Regions from separate parts of the Homo sapiens genome. Here region 1 is linked to region 2. Evidence: chromatin contacts called from ENCODE Hi-C data. All regions are on one chromosome and are shown on one strand. The core of a region is the stretch at or near the end of the contact, and the rest is flanking DNA. Distances in the headings are between cores, read along the strand shown. Region 1 holds the start of MRPL43 (mitochondrial ribosomal protein L43). Region 2 holds the start of ZFYVE27 (zinc finger FYVE-type containing 27).

Region 1 (4,587 bases), core at 256-2,755, 3.3 Mb before region 2:
CTCGTCAGTACCACCTCAGCATCTCGACGACTAATCAGTGGTAATCCAAACAGATTGTGGTAGGCGCTGGGTCGGGGAATAGTGGTTTCCTCGTAGCTCACTCCATCCCCCTGGCATTTAGCCTCTAGGAGCTTCAGGCCTCGTAATCCTGAGCCCCCAGGGGAGAACCAAGGGAAGACAAGACTGCGAGCAGGTCGCAGATATCGCACACTGAAACGCTTGAGTGTGTCATCTGTAACCTTGGTAAGGCCAAACATTGTATCAGCCAGCTGAACCTCCTCCTGATCAGGCAGCTCCCAGAGAGGTATTGCTCGGTTCCAGATCCTCCGGACCTCCTCGCTGTCCTCAAATTCTGGTGCCTTGCTAAGCAGAAACCCCTCCCTGGCCCCATCCCCTCGCCCCTCCACGCTGGCCTGGAAGTCTTCCCAGCTCCCTTCTGCTAGGCTGGTCATGCAGAGAAAGTGGCCTGTGGTCTTGTCAATGAAGAGGCTGAAGGAAGTGGTAACACCAGTCTGGCCTTTGAGCTGTGAAGACTCTGCAAAGGGGCTCAGTGCCCGCAGGCAACTGTGACCATCCTGGAAGGGGATCCCATGCCCCCGCAAATACTGGCGGATTTCAGTTGCAGTTACAGGCAACACTGGCATATCCAAGGCTTGGAGAGTCTCCTTCCTGTAACGTCTGCGAGGAGGGCCTGGGGCCAAGTTTCGGGGCAGGCCCCTCCGACCCATCCACTCCCCACGCAGGGGTAACAAGATACGGAGGGGGTACCCACTTCGGAGGAGGACCCACATTCCTAGCCAAATGTGGGAAGTCACTACTTGAAATGCCTTAGGTGCCTGGTTAGCGTGCCTTCACTAGACCAAACTCTAGGGATATCCCACGCAGCACTCTGCAGAGCTCACTCTAGGTGCATTCTTTCTCTCCATGAATTTCTCCTCTTCAGCCCCTCTACGTTGCTGCTTCACACATATGCCCATCTACACGACCCTTTCGCGTCCACGTCCTTCTACAATGGCTCCCCCACCTCTATGGTCCGTTAGTTAGTTTCTCTCCGCCACCTCACCTCTATGACCCTCTATACAGTTCCTCACTGACACAGTTTCTTTGCATCATCTTCTCACCTCTACTGCTCCTCCACAGCATCTCCTCGTCGTCCTCATTTCTATAGTCATCTGCATCCTTTTTGTAGTCCCTTTGCCCTAGGCCCCGACTAGAGACCCTCTTCCGCTTCTCCTTCCCCTCACTGGGACCTCAACACGGCGAGAGCACCCAGCACGACTCCCGCCAATCCCCCGGCCCAAAGGAATGCCAGTCTCTATCCTCCCCCGTGTCTTCACTCCGCTCTACTACTCCGAGCTCCGCCGCGCCGGCCCCCAGCCCCAGGTTACCACTTTTCTCTCTCCCACTTCGCCGGCAACGTGAGTCTCCCGCACATGCTACTCGCCTTGACCTCGGAAGCAAAACTCCGGGAGCGGTCGTCCCGGAACCGGAAGCCTCGAGGTTTAGTCCCGCCCCCCTCTCCTCGCTGCTTAGGCTCCGCGGCCTCCAAGCTGTAGCTATGACGGCGCGCGGGACTCCGAGCCGCTTCTTGGCCAGCGTTCTCCACAACGGACTGGGTCGCTATGTGCAGCAGCTGCAGCGTCTGAGCTTCAGCGTCAGCCGCGACGGCGCCTCGTCTCGCGGCGCCAGGTGAGCCAAGGGAAGTGCGCAGGCGCGGGTCGGGGTGGGTGTGGAGGTGGCAACGACTCCCCGGGTAGGTCGCCCCCAGTCAGGGGTCATACTGCTCACTGTCCCGGGTCGCTTAGGGAGTTCGTGGAGCGGGAGGTGATCGACTTCGCCCGACGGAATCCAGGGGTCGTAATATATGTAAACTCGCGTCCGTGCTGCGTGCCCAGAGTAGTGGCCGAATACCGTGAGTGGGGCCGGGCTCGGGCTGGAGGGCGGGATCAGGGGCTCGACCCGCTATCCTCCTTCTCGCTTGGTCGCACCGGCCAGCTTCCACCCACTCTCACCCCTCTTCTGCCAGTTAACGGGGCTGTGCGCGAGGAGAGCATCCACTGCAAGTCGGTCGAGGAGATCTCGACGCTGGTGCAGAAGCTGGCCGACCAGTCGGGCTTGGACGTGATCCGCATCCGCAAGCCCTTCCACACCGACAACCCTAGCATCCAGGGCCAGTGGCACCCCTTCACCAACAAGCCGACCACGTTCCGCGGGCTACGCCCCCGAGAGGTTCAGGATCCTGCCCCAGCCCAGGTGCAAGCACAGTGAAGAGTTGCCCCACCAACTGCAGCCCCAGGCTTTGGACTGTTACTCCGGTAAAGGTGGTTCTTCCCCTTTGGGATTCCAAGCCCAGGCAAATGGAACCCATCAATGGGCAAGTTGACAGAGGTTCTGCTTGGGATAATGAAGAGCTGCCTGTTTCTTTCCAGTGCCTGCTTCTGGGGGCAGTGACCTTGTGAACCACTCATTTTTATGCAAGTGGCATCCCTAAAACCTGAGATGAGGAAGACTTCAAGGGTTTTACAGGGCCCTTGTTTTTTAAATCCAAATTGATAATAATGATCTCAAAACACAGTGAGAGGTCTGAAGGCTGGCTTCTGAAGAATCCCTGATGTCTTATTGGAACAACCACTGAGCTACGGAGAGCTCTGCTGTGATGGGCTAGGCACTTTATATCTGTGTGAATACAGATTTATAAAACAGGTTAATAAACTTATCCAAGGTCACATTTCAGGTCTGTCTTCAAAATGTGTGCATATGTTAAGCACAAGCCTCAGTTTTCATTATTTTAAAACTAGACGCAGAACATATAACAACTGTCAGGTGGTTAGTATCAAAGGCCAAGTGATTAATCTAGGCCTGACCCCTGAAAGGGAGAGGGGAGTGATTCTCAGACCAAGTCCTGGCTGACAAGCTTTCTCTGGTCTTAGCTATACATCTCCTTCCCCCCACGTCCCTCTTTGTGCAGAAATAAAATCCATGTCCCTTGAGCCAGCTGGTGGGGGGTGCTGAGAACCTTGGGGAAGGGCAGGAAGGCTGATATTAATGAGTATTTTCTAATCTTAGTTTAAAAAGGGGGGATGGTGGGGAAATGAGAGGCAGGAAATGAAAATCTAGAAACCCCTGTAAGAATTCTTGAACTGTTGTCATTTTCTTGTCATGCCCTAACACCATGATCAATGAATAGTGTGAACCTTACTAAAGAGGCCTGTGTGCCTGCCAAGGAGTCAGGATGGAAGCGGAGGATCCCAATTTCCTCTGCAAATAGTTGTATTGGGGAGCAGAGCCAATCCTGGAGGCAGATATCACCTTCTGTATAGGCTCAGGAGCCTGTCCCCTGGTGATCAGGGGTGGGCGCATCTAGATGAAGCAGACTAGTCATAGCTGTGGGGAAAAAGGGTGTTTATTAACCAACGGCAGGGGGAGGAGCTGAGCCCAGGCTCCCCACTCTGTCACATGCCTGTTCCACCCACCTGGTTGTAAGTGGGGGCATTCCTAAAGAAGTGTAGCCATTCTCACAATAAATACATTCATTGTGGGGTGGAGGTGGGAGAGGTTGGGTGAAGGGCAGTAAAAACCCGTGGGATTCCACGTTCTCAGCTACAAAAATAACAGTCATCCTCACCCGAGGGGAATGGGGGAGCTCAGTCAGAATTGATTGTCCCATATAGGCCTAGAGACTTCAGAGGCCCCTGGCCCCTGAAAGTGCCCCGGTGAGGTAGGACAGGGGTAGGAGCTAAGCGTCCAAACTCCCAGCCTCTGCCCTTTGCATAGTTCCAAGAATGGGCTTCATGTGCCAGTTGAGACATCAGATTTCTCCTCCCTTTCCCTGCTGTAGTCTAGAGGAAGCAAATGCTTGATTCCCCCAAAAGAGAGGCTGGCTCATTGAGTGCAGTGTTGGTCATCCATCCTAGGCAAGGGCCTGTGAGGACAGTTAAATGGGAGGGGGATCTCCCTCTGAAATGTCCACGGACTAAACCCAACAGACAGGTCCAAGACAGCAAGGGAGGCTCAGAGGTGCATGTGAGTGGAAATGTAAGCACATGTGTGATACAGGTGTGTGTTACCACATGTGCATGGGGATGGGACATGCCTGGAGCTCTGTCTCTCATACTCTTGAGAATGACCAAGGAGAGTGGGGAGGCTGATTCACAAGGGCCACACAGGAAGGGAGAGGAGGGGAGTGATGCAGTCTTACCTCCCCAGGCTGGCCCGTTCCCAAGCTCTTGACAAAGAGGTCACCACATGGGGCTGGGGAAGAGGACCAGATAGGATGTGGCAATTGGGAGGGTACCCCAAGTCCAGAAGCAGGGATGAAACAAGAATGCACCAGGAGAAGGTGAGGGTGGGGGCACTGCAGCCCAGCCGATAAACATTCTTCCATGTGTGCATGTGAATGTACGCAGGGCTTAGGTGGCTGGCAGAGGTCTTGTCTGGTTTCAGGACCATCCAGCACACAGGGCCATGCAGAGGGTGGTGACATTGAGCCCATATGGACCTGCAGAGCCCTGCCTGGGAGAAAGAGAAAGGGTTTGGGCAGATGAATGGAACAGGAGGATGGAGTCCTCACCTATAAGTGTTTAGGTT
Region 2 (4,490 bases), core at 16-2,515:
GTAAACCTGTGAGCAAGGGAAAGTGAACTATTCAGACCTAAAATCCTGTTCTTTGTACTCTCCATCCAATGCTCTTTTCCCCAAAGATCCATCAAAACTAAAAATCATAAAAACCAAGCATAAATGATCGCTGCAGCGAGGCAGCCCATGGGCTGAAATGAAATGATGTCCTGGAACATTTTTCTCCCACTCTTTACCTGGTTAATTCCTACTCATCCTTCAGGTATCAGCTTAAACATCACTCCCTTACTCTGGGAAGTCTCTGCCAACACCCCCAACTCTGGACTGGGAGACCCTCTCCGATGCTCCCAAAGGATCACGTACTCACCCTAACAGAGCACTTATCACATCACATCGCTTCTTGGCCTTGTGGCTAAGATCAAGTGCAGAGCACTGACCACGTCAAAGTAAAACTCCCTGCTCTTAACTGGCCTCCATTCACGACTGCTTCTGTACACAGTGGGTGCTTAACAAATGCCTGCTGAATGAGTGAATGAAATACCGTGCTCCAGGACTCTCGCCCGATCCTCTAACTCTTCCCACTCCCTTCGGTTCCCAACAACTTCCTGGGCCATCTCTGCCCCAGGGCAGTCGGCATCAGAACGCCCCATTCCCGTCTGCCCTTTCTGATGAGGAAACCGAGGAGCCTTTACGGTCTTTCCCAGTTCAAAGTCCTATCCTGAACTCTAAGCAGCAAACGAGGGGGCGGAACCTCGGCGAAGAGCAACATAAACCAGTCCCAGGCAATCAGCCGCGACCTGATGGGAGGGTGAGGGGATGGGACAAAGGGGCCAACGGGACCCCGAAATCCCCGCAGGCCGAGCCAAGGCGAAAGGGCACAGAGCGGCGCCAGGTATGAGCCCAGGAAGGGGCGAGGTATATCGACGCCCGCACTGGCCTTGGCCAACACCTCTGCAGCCAGGGGGGCCTGATGGAGCCCGTGAGGCTGGACAGGGAAGGCCATGCCCGAGGTCGTGGGGCCAGCATGTGGCGGCCCCCGCTGCGCCCAAGCACCCAACTACACACAGCCTGCGGAGACACTGGGACGCGGGGGGACGGCACCTCACCTACCCGGCCGCTGGCTCCGTGAGGGAGGCGGCAGGGTCGGGCAGGAGCAGGGGTAGAGCCACTGGGCCCCGGAGCGTTTCTTCAGGCCTCCCCCGGCTGAACGCCGCTCCTCCTGCCAGGGTTGTTCGGAAGTCGCAGGTCCGAAAATCTCCTCCGCCTACGCCGCGGCCGCCACCGCCGCTTCCGGGACGCGAATCGCTCTGCGGCTGCGTCCTCATGACGTCATCCCGCTCCGGGTTTAGCTCCGCCCACCCCAGCACAGGCAAGCACCCTTGCCAGCAGTGCGCCTGCGCGTCTTTCCCGCGCGCTCCAGGCTGGAGTTAATTCTGTCCTTGGCCGGCCGCCGTTCACAAAGCCTTGAGGACCCTTGGAAGCACGTGCTTGGCGACCCTGCAGCTCGTTGCCCTGCCTTGCCGCAGGGAACAGTTGGCGAGAGGCTTAAATGAAGAATTTACGTCTTCATCCTCTTTCCTTCCAACTTTGGAACTGAACTGGGGACTGTGTGTGAGCCCCGGAAAGACACCGTATCCTGTATGAGATGCCCAGCAGAGCATGCAGTTGTTTCCGGAGTAGCTAGTGTGTACAAGGTCCTGTGCAGGCCTCTCCCAGCTCAGTTCACTTCACACCGTGTGGCCCAGTTAATTTCCCTTAAAGCACACATCCGATGGCTTTATATTAGTGACTTAGCGCTCAGGTACAGAGGAGCCAAGCACTGAACCGGACTGAGCTCTTTTTAGACATTATCTAGTTCTCCTCCAACGACCCTATTAGGGTTGTCGCCATTTTACAGATGGGGAATCTCAGACGTGTTAAGGAACTTCTTTAGAGTCACAGCTAAGAAGCAAATGGGAGCTGGAATTTGAAGCTTATGTGTCATCTGACCCCAACGCCCCAACCATACCACCACCCACCTTGGTCTGCATTTCCTGGTCTTGTCTCCTGCCATCTTTCAGCTGCCTTTAACTTTGGCCAACTGAACCCCTCCACTGTTACCCTCAAATGCCCCTGGCACTCAAATGTCTGTATCCCTTCCTTGAGTGCCCCAGCTGGAAGTAATCACTTCCCTCTTCAAGTAGCCACAGAGCTTTAACTGCATCTCTTCCTCCATTATCTCCTTTCAGAAAGACAGGCCCATCCCTCCAGCCAGGACTTAGCTGTGCTCCAGGGTCCAACTCTTATTTCCTTAGGGCTTTGCTCTAACAGGCCTGAAATCTTGACTCTCGCTAACTCTTAATCATCATTCTAGAGACAAAATTCATGGAAAATTTCTCCTTTAGCCTAACTTTACCCCCTCTTTCCTACATGAGTTGGAAGACTCACTGTGAAGTGCTCTCTACCGCTGCTTCCTCGCCCAATTCACTCCTCACTGCACTGTGGTCCTGCTCCCCTCCATATTTCTGGGCTACCTGCCTGCTCACCTGTGACATCCTGGCTGCTAAATCCAATGGACACTTCCCAGTCCTCCTTGCAGATGACCTCAGAAGCACTGGAATCTCTTTCCTTTTTGGCACCATTGTCCACCTTAGCTTCCATGACACCACCCTCTCCTCTCTTTCCGACCTTCAAGGTCTCCTTAGGGCTTTTCTTCCTACCCCTCAAATGCTGGGGCTCCTTTTGCTACCCTTCTTTCTTCTGACTCAAGGCACTCCGTGAGGATCTCATTCACTCTTGTGGCTTCTGTCAGCTAATGTTTCGTTTCCCGTGTCTATGTCTCCAGCACCTAAAGCAGTACCTGGCACATAGTAGGCATTCTGTTAAGAAGGGTTGCAAGATGTTACCATTGGGGGGTAGTCTGTGGGATCACCCTGTGTTAGTTCTTATAACTATGTATAAATTGACGATTGTCCCAAAAGTAAATGCTTACCCTGTGTAGGTATTTTTCTCAAAGCTCCCTGCTTTAGTTGACTTTGTCAATTACCCGGCATGCGCCAGTCCCAACATAAGTAAGGTAGGAGGGCTTCTCCTCAGATGAATTGCTTGGTTGGTTTTTCCAGCTGTAAAATGGGGATAACCATAGTGGTACCCTCAGTGTGGGGCTGTGATGAGAATTAAATGAGCTAAAGTATGTAAATTCCTGACATGTTATAAGTGTTCAAAAATCGTTAGCAATCATTGTGATTTTTATTTTTACTCAAAGCCCTACCACCACCACCCCTAGCCCAAAAATCAGACAAGAATCCACGAAAGGCCAAAATGTAGAAAGATCCAATTCCCACACATATCACTAAGCCATATACAGAAATCCACTCACCACCCCTTAGAGAAATGGACTGAGCTTTGTGGTGGTCCAGGCCCATCTGCTGGACTCTGCCTCTCCTCCCTTAGGATGGGTCTTTTCCCCGAAAGCTCCTGGGTCTGTCATGCAGATAGCCTCTGAAGGCCCCTCTTCTTCGTTTCCTAACCTGGCCTCAGGTCTGAATTCCAGGATAGGCCATCGCCACTCCCCACCCACTCCCATCCCCCACCCTGTCCACCCCTCTGTACCTTTCTCAGACCACTCTCTTGGTGGATAGTTTCAGTGGCCCCCTGTGACCTCCAGGATAAAACCAAAGCCTGGTGTATTCAACTCTGGCAGTTCTCGGATATGTCACACCTTCTCCCATTACTGTACCTTTCTACAGACTACTCTCACCTTTTTTTTTTTTTTTTTTTTGAGATAGAGTTTTGCTCTTGTTGCGCAGGCTGGAGTGCAATGGAGAAATCTTGGCTCACTGCAACTTTTGCCTCCCAGGTTCAAGCGATTCTTCCGCCTCAGCCTCCTAAGTAGCTGGAATTACAGGCATGCACCACCATGCCTGGCTAATTTTTTGTATTTAGTAGAGATGGGGTTTCACCATGTTGGCTAGACTGGTCTCAAACTCCTTACCTCAGGTGATCCACCTGCCTCGACCTCCCAAAGCGCTGGGATTACAGACGTGAGCCACTGCGCCCCATATTCTTTAGTTGGCCAGCTCTTATTCTTCCTCCAAAATTCAGCTCAGATCTCACCCCTGAAGAAAGACTTCTCTGACACCTTCCCCATCAGCAGCCACTGTCTGGATTACGTGCCCTTCTGACTTGGCTCCGTGGGCCTGCCCCACCCCAGCACTTGGTGCCTCCTCCTCTCTCTAGACAGTGAGAGTCCTGAGGGAACTGCCTATAATTTCTGTGTCCAGCATCTAGCACAAAGGAGGTACCAACAAATGTTCCTTGAATGAGCGCATGCGTGTCAGTTTCCTCTTGGAGCACAGAATTCACATCTCTTTCAACAAAAGCCCCAGAACAATGCCCATTTCTTTTTTCTTTTTCTTATCTTTCTTTCCTTTTTTAATGTAATTTTATTTTATTTTTGAGATAGGGTCTTCTGCTGCTGCCCAGGCTGCAGTGCAATGGTGCAATCATAGCTCACTCTAATTCCTGGGCTCAAACAATCCTCCTGCCTC

The links. Hi-C counts contacts between places; a loop is a spot of excess contacts on that map. Pooled maps may share reads with other maps.
Region 1: a pooled map shows a loop between it and region 2 (7-fold over the local background). The contact joins the promoter of MRPL43 here to the promoter of ZFYVE27 in region 2. A Hi-C loop is called at or near these places in 2 of 168 maps with a recorded cell type or tissue (HepG2 and gastrocnemius medialis) and 2 of 50 pooled maps.

Annotation. Positions count from the first base shown.
Region 1 is chr10:100,984,415-100,989,001 of GRCh38, reverse strand. MRPL43 (mitochondrial ribosomal protein L43) reads left to right here and starts at 1,505. Exons shown (of 3, transcript NM_032112.3): 1 at 1,505-1,689; 2 at 1,806-1,912; 3 at 2,027-2,733. The coding sequence starts at 1,559. The coding sequence ends at 2,268. It overlaps TWNK (twinkle mtDNA helicase), which reads right to left and starts at 1,459. Exons shown (of 5, transcript NM_021830.5): 1 at 1-1,459. The coding sequence starts at 791. SEMA4G (semaphorin 4G) reads right to left here. Exons shown (of 15, transcript NM_017893.4): 15 at 3,386-4,587. RefSeq lists an enhancer at 1,677-1,746.
Region 2 is chr10:97,733,903-97,738,392 of GRCh38, reverse strand. ZFYVE27 (zinc finger FYVE-type containing 27) reads right to left here and starts at 1,265. Exons shown (of 13, transcript NM_001385875.1): 1 at 1,072-1,265. RefSeq lists a silencer at 1,000-1,069 and an enhancer at 1,400-1,549.